Linked DNA regions of Homo sapiens: region 1 is linked to region 2. The links are chromatin contacts, found by Hi-C or POLR2A ChIA-PET in ENCODE. All regions are on one chromosome and are shown on one strand. The core of a region is the stretch at or near the end of the contact, and the rest is flanking DNA. Distances in the headings are between cores, read along the strand shown. Region 1 overlaps CAMKK2 (calcium/calmodulin dependent protein kinase kinase 2). Region 2 overlaps P2RX4 (purinergic receptor P2X 4).

The links. Hi-C counts contacts between places; a loop is a spot of excess contacts on that map. ChIA-PET counts read pairs that join two places held with the same protein, here RNA polymerase II (POLR2A). Pooled maps may share reads with other maps.
Region 1: a loop to region 2 is called in a map of endothelial cell of umbilical vein, with 4 times the contacts of the local background. The contact joins two enhancer-like sites. A Hi-C loop is called at or near these places in 2 of 168 maps with a recorded cell type or tissue (endothelial cell of umbilical vein and ovary) and 3 of 50 pooled maps. POLR2A ChIA-PET finds 5 or more read pairs at or near these places in 7 of 52 experiments (B cell, GM10248, K562 and 4 more).

The regions. Positions count from the first base shown.
Region 1 is chr12:121,277,313-121,282,040 of GRCh38, reverse strand. The region is part of intron 1 of CAMKK2 (calcium/calmodulin dependent protein kinase kinase 2); the gene reads left to right. Among named protein-coding and RNA genes, the nearest start is that of CAMKK2, 17 kb to the left of the region's middle. Within about 2 kb of position 2,882, at least 18 of the 41 ENCODE cell types and tissues checked have a DNase peak (open chromatin) inside an H3K27ac peak, as active enhancers do.
Region 2 is chr12:121,228,610-121,233,284 of GRCh38, reverse strand. It overlaps P2RX4 (purinergic receptor P2X 4), which reads right to left. Exons shown (of 12, transcript NM_002560.3): 6 at 4,672-4,675; 7 at 4,419-4,560; 8 at 4,186-4,322; 9 at 778-871; 10 at 609-674; 11 at 193-288. Among named protein-coding and RNA genes, the nearest start is that of P2RX4, 21 kb to the right of the region's middle. RefSeq lists an enhancer at 2,729-2,778 and a silencer at 2,725-3,019. Within about 2 kb of position 2,849, at least 4 of the 41 ENCODE cell types and tissues checked have a DNase peak (open chromatin) inside an H3K27ac peak, as active enhancers do.

The DNA of each region.
Region 1 (4,728 bases), core at 1,633-4,132, 49 kb before region 2:
AAAGTGGTCCCCTCTGGTATTCTCTTTGATCATATCCTGGTCTTCTGCCCCAGTCTGTGCTTATAGATTCACTTGGGACCTACTTTTTCTTTTTCAAGATGGACTCTCGCTTTGTCACCCAGGCTAGAGTGCAATGGCCCAATCTTGGCTCACCACAACCTCTGCCTCCCAGGCTCAAGCGATTCTCCTGCCTCAGCCTCCCAAGTAGCTGAGATTACAGGCGCCCGCCACCACACCTGGCTATTTTTGTATTTTTAGTAGAGACGGGGTTTCACCATTTGGCCAGGCTAGTCTTGAACTCCTGACCTCAGGTGATCCACCCGTCTCGGCCTCCCAAAGTGCTGGGATTCCAGGCATGAGCCACCGCACCCGGCCTTGTGCACCTACTTTTAAATGTTGGTCCCCCTCATTGGACTGTCAGTCCCCTCGAGGGCAAAAACCACATCTGTTTTGTTTATCCAGCACGTGATCATTGCTTTATAATTACTACATGTAAGAACAAATGAATGAATGAATGAATGAACGCATTTCCTTGAGGACCTCTGTGGGCCTCAGTTTCCCCATGTGAGACAGGGTGTGGCTGAGCCCATTTTCCCAAGGAGGACATTGATGTCCCGGGCAGGACATCATCCGTAGCCTTGGCAGGATCCTCGGAGCTGTTTTGGGCCTTTTTGTTGTGCCCGGGATGAGGCAACCTCAGGGGAGCCTGCACAGGTGTGTCCGGGCTTGGGAGCACCTCTTTGGCACCCACTGGCAGCTTGCTGCGCGGGAGGTAGCGGATGCAGGTTGGAAACAGCCCCTAGGAAATGAGAATGTGTTTCCTGGAGGCCCGCGTCTAGCGGGGGACCTGCCCCGATAATCACATAGGTTCTTTTCTATTTTCCTAAGCGTCGGCTGGCTTGAGAAATAAAGGGACAGAGTACAAAAGAGAGAAATTTTAAAGCTGGGCGTCCGGGGGAGACATCACATGTCGGTAGGTTCCGTGATGCCCCACAAGCCACAAAAACCAGCAAGTTTTTATTAGGGATTTTCAAAAGGGGAGGGAGTGTGCGAATAGGTGTGGGTGACAGACATCAAGTACTTAACAGGGTAATAGAATATCACAAGGCAAGTGGAGGCAGGGTGAGATCACAGGACCACAGGACCCAGGTGAAATTAAAATTGCTAATGAAGTTTCGGGCAACATTGTCATTGATAACATCTTATCAGGAGACAGGGTTTTGAGATCAACCGGTCTGACCAAAATTTATCAGGTGGGAATTTCCCCTTCCTAATAAGCCTGGGAGCGCTATGGGAGATGGGAGCGCTATGGGAGACTGGAGTCTATCTCACCTCTGCAATCTCGACCATAAGAGACAGGTACGCCCCGGGGGGTGCCAGTTCAGAGACCTACCCCTAGGTACGCATTCTCTTTCTCAGGGACGTTCCATGCTGAGAAAAAGAATTCAGCGATATTTCTCCCATTTGCTTTTGAAAGAAGAGAAATATGGCTCTGTTCTGCCCGGCTCACCGGCGATCAGAGTTTAAGGTTATCTCTCTTATTCCCTGAACGATTGCTGTTATCCTGTTCTTTTTTCAAGGTGCTCAGATTTCATATTGCACAAACACACATGCTGTACAATTTGTGCAGTTAATGCAATTATCACAGGGTCCTGAGACGATATACATCCTCCTCAACTGACAGGATTAAGAGATTAAATAAGACAGGCATAAGAAATCACGAGGGTATTGACTGGGGAAGTGATAAGTGTCCATGAAATCTTTACAATTTATGTTTAGAGATTGCAGTAAAGACAGGCATAAGAAATTACAAAAGTATTAATTTGGGGAACTAATAAATGTCCATAAAATCTTCACAATCCATGTTCTTCTGCCATGGCTTTAGCCGGTCCCTCCGTTTGGGGTCCCTGACTTTGGCTGGCTGAGCCCATTTTCCCAAGGAGGACATTGATGTCCCGGGCAGGACATCGTCCGTGGCCTTGGCAGGATCCTCGGAGCTGTTTTGGGCCTTTTTGTTGTGCCCAGGATGAGGCAACCTCGGGGGAGCCTGCACAGGTGTGTCCGGGCTCGGGAGCACCTCTTTGGCACCCACTGGCAGCTTGCTGCGCGGGAGGTAGCGGATGCAGGTTGGAAACAGCCCCTAGGAAATGAGAAGGTGTTTCCTGGAGGCCTGCGCCACTCAGCTTCCTGGCAGAGGAAGGAGCGTTTCCCTCATCCTGGCCCGGGTCCCGGGTCCATCTGCTCCAGGAAGGCTCTGGTGGCTCGTGATGAGCTGCCCTGTGAGAGGGAACAGGGTAGAGGCAAGGCCTTGGGGGATGGCCTCTGCCTGGATTTCATGGGGAAGGATGCAGGGCCAGGGCTGACATTTTGTCAAATCCAAGCAACTTTGCAAAAAAGTCCTCCTCTCACGCTCCGCCCTCTGGAATCGAATGCTTCACTGTCCTTCCCTGGCAGAGGGCCTGGTCCTGTGAGGGTTACATGGCCAGGCGGTTATCTCCGTGCTGGGTGCCTGATGAGAGCTCAGTTGAATGTTAGCCGTTGCTGTTTCCAGGCTAAACTATTGTCTTTTTGCATGATTTCTTCTGCACAGAGTGTTGGTAGCTTTCATCAGATCTTTGTAGGGTCTGTGACCCCCAAACCGTTCAGGACACTGGCCTAGACTCTAGGTGTCTGTGAGGCCAGAAGCCCCTGGATGCATCTCTTCCTGTCAGGGCCTGCGTCCCTGGGGCTCCTCTCTGCTGAGCTCTGGGGTTTCACGCTTGCCCTGCCAGCGCCGACGTCCCTGCCCGGGGTCTGAGCTGTCTCTCCTCTCCATCCTCCAACAGACCGCAGAGGCCGAGACTCCGTCAGAGCTGTGAGGGAGGCCCGGGCCAGATGCCAGCTTGCCAAGGAGGCCGATTAAAAGCAGCCTTGCTGGGGGCGGATGGCTCAGTGCCCTTGGCCTGGTGTAGAGTTCGATAAGCAATTGTTTTCCTGTTGGTGAGAAAAAAACAAATCTCCATTGACTTTCCCAGGCACTGCTCAGCCTCATTTTCTTCTCAGGAACTCTTGCAGCCCTATCAGAGGCAGCTCTAGGATAGGGGAGAGACTGACTGCCTGCCCTGGGGGACGCAGGCCACACAGCCAGGGCTGAGGGACACACTTAAGAGCAGGCCAGCTCGCTTGGACATTGGTCCTCGTGGGAACATTCCAGAGCATAGGCTACCTACCAGAGCAGGCCATGGGCATCTGTATTAGTCCGTTTTCACGCTGCTGATAAAGACATACCCGAGACTGGGCAATTTACAACAGAAAGGTTTAACTGGACTTATAGTTCCACTTGGCTGGGGAAGCCCCATAATCATGGCGGAAGTCAAGGAGGAGCAAGTCCGGTCTTACATGGACGGCAGCAGGCAGCGAGAATGAGGAAGATGCAAAAGCGGAACCCCCTGATAAAACCATCAGATCTCGTGAGGCTTACCACCATGAGAACAGTATGGGGGAACCCGCCCCCGTGATTCAATTATCTCCCACTGGGTCCCTCCCACAACACACGGGAATTATGGGAGTACAATTCAAGGTGAGATTTGGGAGAGGACACAGAGTCAAACCATAGCATCCAACAGGTGTTTGTTGAAGTAATAGTTTTTGAGTACTTAACCACTTGCAGGGCATGATTCTGAGTGCTTGGTTCATCTAATCCTATGACTATCAGATGGGCACCAACTTTACAGGATGTCAATGACCTTAAGCTGTTGAACTTCAGGGTATCTTGAGTTTCCTCTTCTGGGACATAAGGACCATGAGAAGGAGAAGTAAAGTAGCAGCAGCTAGGGCCATAGAGAAATATCAAACTTGAGTTGTATTCTCTCATTGATGGGGAAACTGAGACAGGGACAGAGTTGATGATTTCTTTCTGAGATACAGTAAGGGGGAATGGGGGACAGAGAAATAGGAGATAAGACCAACTGCTCCCCTCTCCTGACCTCCTGCCCCGTCTGATCCCGTAGCATCCTAGGCCTTATCATCATAACTCCGATCATGGTTACAGGTATTTTCTTTCCTTTAAAACACTTTTTATTTATTTATTTATTTTAGATGGAGTCTTGCTCTGTTACCCAGGCTGGAGTGCAGTGGCGCAATCTCGCCTCACTGCAACCTGTGCCTCCCGGGTTCAAGTGATTCTCCTGCTTCAGCCTCCTGAGTAGCTGGGATGACAGGTGCCCAACACCACGCCTGGCTAATTTTTGTATTTTTAGTAGAGATGGGGTTTCACCATATTGGCCGGGCTTATCTGGAACTCCTAACCTCAAGTGATCTGCCTGCCTTGGCCTCCCAAGGTGTTGGGATTACAGGTGCGAACCACTGCATCTGGCCTGAATTTGACTATTCTAGATACTTCATGTAACTGAAATCTTACAACACTTGTCCTTTAGTATCTGGCTTGCTTCACTTAGCGTATGTCTTCACGGTTCGTCTGTGTTGTAGTGTGAGTCAGAGTTTCCTTCTTTTTTGTGGCTGTATAGTATTCTGTTGTATGGCTCTGCCACATTTTGTTTATTCATTCGTCTGTTGATGGACACTTGGTTATACCTTTTGGCTATTGTGAATGATGTTGCTATGAACATTAGTGTACAAGTATCCGTTTGAATCCCTACCTTCAATTCTTTTGGGTCTATACCTAGGAGAGGAATTGCTGGTTATATGGCAACTCTACGTTTAACTTTTTGGGGAGCCACCAGGCTGCCT
Region 2 (4,675 bases), core at 1,600-4,099:
GAGTCAATCTAGTACAGGGGCCTAGGGATGGAGCAGCTGCTGAGAGTGGCAGGACTGCCCGGGTTAACGGGGACACCACGCCACACTGGTGCCAGCCTCTGCAGAAGGGCCTCCCCAGACAGGCCCACGCCCAGGGCTCCCACACCCAAGAGATGAGAGGCCTGTGCCTGCTGGGGGCCAGGAGGGGCCTACCTGCTCGTAATCTTCCACATATTTATATTTCTTCTCCCGATAGTAGAGTCTTTTCTTCATGCAGTAGAGGACTATGATGTCACACAGCACGGTCGCCTGAGTTTAGCATAGGGTGAGAGTGAGCCAGGATGCTTGCAACCCATCAACCCATCTTATTCTTTGCGTGCCCCTTCCTGAGAAGCCTGGAATCTTTACCGGAATGGAAAGGCACTCCCATCTCTTGGGAGAAGGCTGGGACCTGAGGGGGGTGGTCTTGGAGAAGGGAAGGTGGGAGGAGGGCTGGGGGCCAAGGGAAAGAAGGTAGGAGGGTCAAGTTTAGAAACACATCTGAGGTCTAGGGCCTAGGGCCAGGACCAGGACCCCAGCCCAGGGTCTCACCTCACCGTGAGGGTGAAGGCAGGGCCTAAACCACTCACCATGCCTAGCAGTGCCAGGCCAGAGCCGATGTTGATCATAGTGGGGATGATGTCAAATTTCCCTGCCTGCCAAGACACCGAAAAAGAAAAAAAGTGTTTCTGCAGGGGCAGGGAGAGGCCCCTTGTCCCTGCAGGGAGTGACGGAGGGGAGCCAGTGGCGGCGAGCTACCTTCCCAAACACAATGATGTCGAAGCGGATGCCATAGGCCTTGATGAGCGTGCGCTGCTCGTTGCCAGCCAGGTCTCTGTAGTACTTGGCAAACCTGAGGGGAAGGAGGATGGATCAGGGGGAGATGGCTGGGGCAGGACCTTGGGCCCTGTGAGAGAACGTTAGAGTGGAGCTGGCACAGGTGAATGGTCCACTCTGCCGGCTGAATGGACGCTGGAGCGGCTCGGGGCCTCTCCTGGCTGAGGCGGGCTGTGCAAGCAGGAGGATGCGGGGCCCACGAGGTACAGGGGCACAGGGAGACCTCCTCCTCCAGCACCAGTGTCCTCTCCTGAACCTGAACAGTTTGCTCTCAACATCCCACCTGGTACATCCTGCCTGCCTCCCTCAAGGGACCCTGACCTCCAACATCTAACAGTAAGAATGTGACCAGCCAGCATTGCAGGAGGGGACTAAGCCAGCCCCAACACAGCATCAGTGCAGGGACTTTTTTTTTTTTTTTTTTTGAGATGGAGTCTCCCTCTGTTGCCAGGCTGGAGTGTAGGGGCACCAATCTTGGCTCACTGCAACCTCCACCTCCCCAGTTCAAGCAATTCTTCTGCCTCAGCCTCCCGAGTAGCTGGGACTACAGGCGCACACCACCATGCCCAGCTAATTTTTGGATTTTTTAGTAGAGACGGGGTTTCACCAAGTTGGCCATGATGGTCTCAATCTCTTGACCTAGGGCTTTTTAAATTTATTTATTTTTTCAAAGAAACATTGATTCTGTGCACACAGTCTTCAACAACAACAACAACAACAAAAAGAACCACTCGTTCGTCACACAGATAAAGAGATGAACAAAACGTCGTCTGTCAACACAGCAGAATATGATTTGGCCATAAAAAGAGACGAGGTACTGACACAGGCTACGACATGGATGAAGCTTGAAAACATCAGGCTAAGGGGAAGGAGCCAGACGCAAAAGGCCACATATTGATTATATGAAATGCTCAGAAGAGGCACATCTGCAGAGACAGAAAGTAGACCACTGTTGCCAGGGGCCGGGGGATGACAGAAGGGTGCAGGGTTTCTTTTTGAGATGACGGAAATGTTCTAAAATCGACTGTGGTGAAGCCTGCACTTATCTGTGAATATAGTGAAAACTATGAATTCTGCACTTCAAATGTGTGAACGGTATGGCATGTGAATTGCATCTCAGTAAGACCATTTAAAAATATATGGCTGGGTGCGGTGGCTCACACCTGTAATTCCGGCACTTTGGGAGGCCGAGGCAGGTGGATCACTTGAGGTGAGGAGCTCGAGACCACCCTGGCCAATGTGGAGAAACCCCGTCTCTAATAAAAATACAAAAAATTAGCTGGGTGTGGTGGCGGGCGCCTGTAATCCCAGCTACTCAGGCGGCTGAGGCAGGAGAATGTCTTGAACCCGGGAGGCAAAGGCTGCAGTGAGCTGAAATCGCACCACTGCACTCCAACCTGGGTGACAGAGCAAGTCACTCCCTTAAAAAAGAAGAAAAAAAAAAAAATATATATATATAATGGCTATATATATAATGGCTATATATATATATACACATATATACATATACATATATGAGAGAGAGAGAGAGCGAGCACGCGAGAGAGCGCACACGCATGAGCAGGGGATGGATGGTTGGTGAAGAACCGTCAAGACATACCATCTGCTGCCCCATGTTCTCCAGGGATCCATCAGGAGCCTCGGCCCGCACCCTAGCTCCATGCTCTATCTGGCCCACAACTTCCACGCCATGGGCCAGGCCTGGGAGACACAGGCAGGGCCTGGTGCTGCCCGAGGTTGGGGGATAGGCGTCCTGAGTTCTTTCCGTTTTAGGGCTCTGACCTAAGCTTGAGGTTTCCACAAGAAGTGTGTGACAGTAGAGATGGAATAACACAAATCTAACTGCTAGAAAAGAAAAATTCAAATATCTGCTTTACTCAGTGAGCCAGAAGGTTCAAAAGGACAGCAGATCCCACAATTACAGAGGTCTTAGGATCCCGTATGGATCGGATTCCACACGTCACCACTAGGGGGAGGCAAGTGCAGCCCAAAGCACCGCTGACCGCGCCCAGGGATGGTCCTTGCAGGGCCTCTTTTTTTTCCCCCTGAGACGGAGACTTGCTTTGTCGCCCAGGCTGGAGTGCAGCAGTGCGATCTCGGCTCACTGCAACCTCTGCCTCCCTGGCTCAAGCGATTCTCCTGCCTCAGCCTCCCAAGTTGCTGGGATTACAGGCATGCGCCACCATGCCCAGCTAATTTTTGTATTTTTTTTAGTAGAGATGGGGTTTCGCCATGCTGGCCTCAGGTGATCTGCCCGCCTTGGCCTCCCAAAGTGCTAGGATTACAGGTGTGAGTCACTGCGCCCGGCCTGGAGCGCTTCCTTTTTAAGGACTGTGAAAAATGCAACAAAGGGTACGTGGAAATTTACCTGGCTATAGATTCTGATCATGAGATCATCAGCTGTAGTGGGTTGAACAGTGTGTCCCCAAAAATTCACATCTACCTGAAGCTTGGGAGTGTGACCTTATTTGGAAATGGGATATTGGCAGACGTAATTTGTTAAGATGAGGTCATACTAGAGTAGGGTGGGCCCTAAATTCAGTGACTGATATCCTTACAAGAAGAAAAGACACAGAGACACATACAAGGCAGAAGGCCTCATGACAGGAGAGGCAGAGACTGGAGTGATGCATCCACAAGCCAAGGAACACCGTGGGCTACCAGAAGCCAGGAGAGACAAGTAAGGACTCTCTCCAGAGCCTTCAGAGCGAGCACAGCCCTGCTGATGCCTGGATTTTAGGTTGTGGCCTCTAGAACTGTGAGAACTGTGAGAGAATCAAGTCCTGTAGTTGCAAGCCACTGTTTGTGGGACTCGCTTACATCTGCCCCAGGACACCGAGATGCCAGCATTTGCAGCAGGGAACCCAGCAAGGCCTTTCAGGGGCCTCAGACCTGTGTCCCCTGCACTCTGGAGATTCTGGCACAGGTTCAACCTTTGAGAAACCAATTCCTGGGCCAGGCCCCAGAGGCCTTTGGACTGGAGGATCACAAGATCATCCGCTCCTTGAGGCAGTGAATGGAGGTCATGGCTGAGGCAGGTGCTGGAAAGCTTAAGCCCCCAGCTTCTCCTGGCTGCTCTAAGAACCATCTCAACATGTTTCTTGCGGCAGGAAAGGGCAAGGAGGGGTCTCGGGGGCCGGGATGGCCCCGGAGCAGGACACCACTAAGGGCATTTTCCCAGCATGGCCTTCCCGCCGCCTTGGACGGGGGACCGGCAGCCTGCCCTTGGGGTGCTGCCTGAGTGCTGGTCTTCAGTGGGCGGCCCACTGGCACGTACGCAGCCACCAGCACCCCCTACAACATGAGCGAGGGGCCCAAGCTCACGCCCACCTGAAATTGTAGCCAGGAGATACGTTGTGCTCAACGTCCCGTGTATCGAGGCGGCGGAAGGAGTACCTGGGCAAGCAGAGGGAGGCGGCTCTGTCCAGGTTGCAGTCCCAGTTGACCTGGATGCCCATGATGCCTCCCTGGGGATGAGCAGCAGAGACACGGCAAGGCTTTCCTCAGCACCTGGCACGAGACGCCTCCAGGGCTGGGTCAGGAGAGCCAGGGCCCGCACCCACCTCCACGGCCATGTCCTGGAAACTGTGTCCTGCGTTCTCCACTATTTTGCCAAGACGGAATATGGGGCAGAAGGGATCTGTTTTAGCATCATAAATGCACGACTTGAGGTAAGTAGTGGTGATGTTGGGAAGGATATTCCTCCTAAAGTCGAGAGGAAGCAGAAAATCAGAGCGACGAAAACCTCAGAGAAGAGAGAAGAGCCAGAAGTTTCTCCAAGACCCTGGTGAACTCACACACCTGGCCACCACTTACTTGC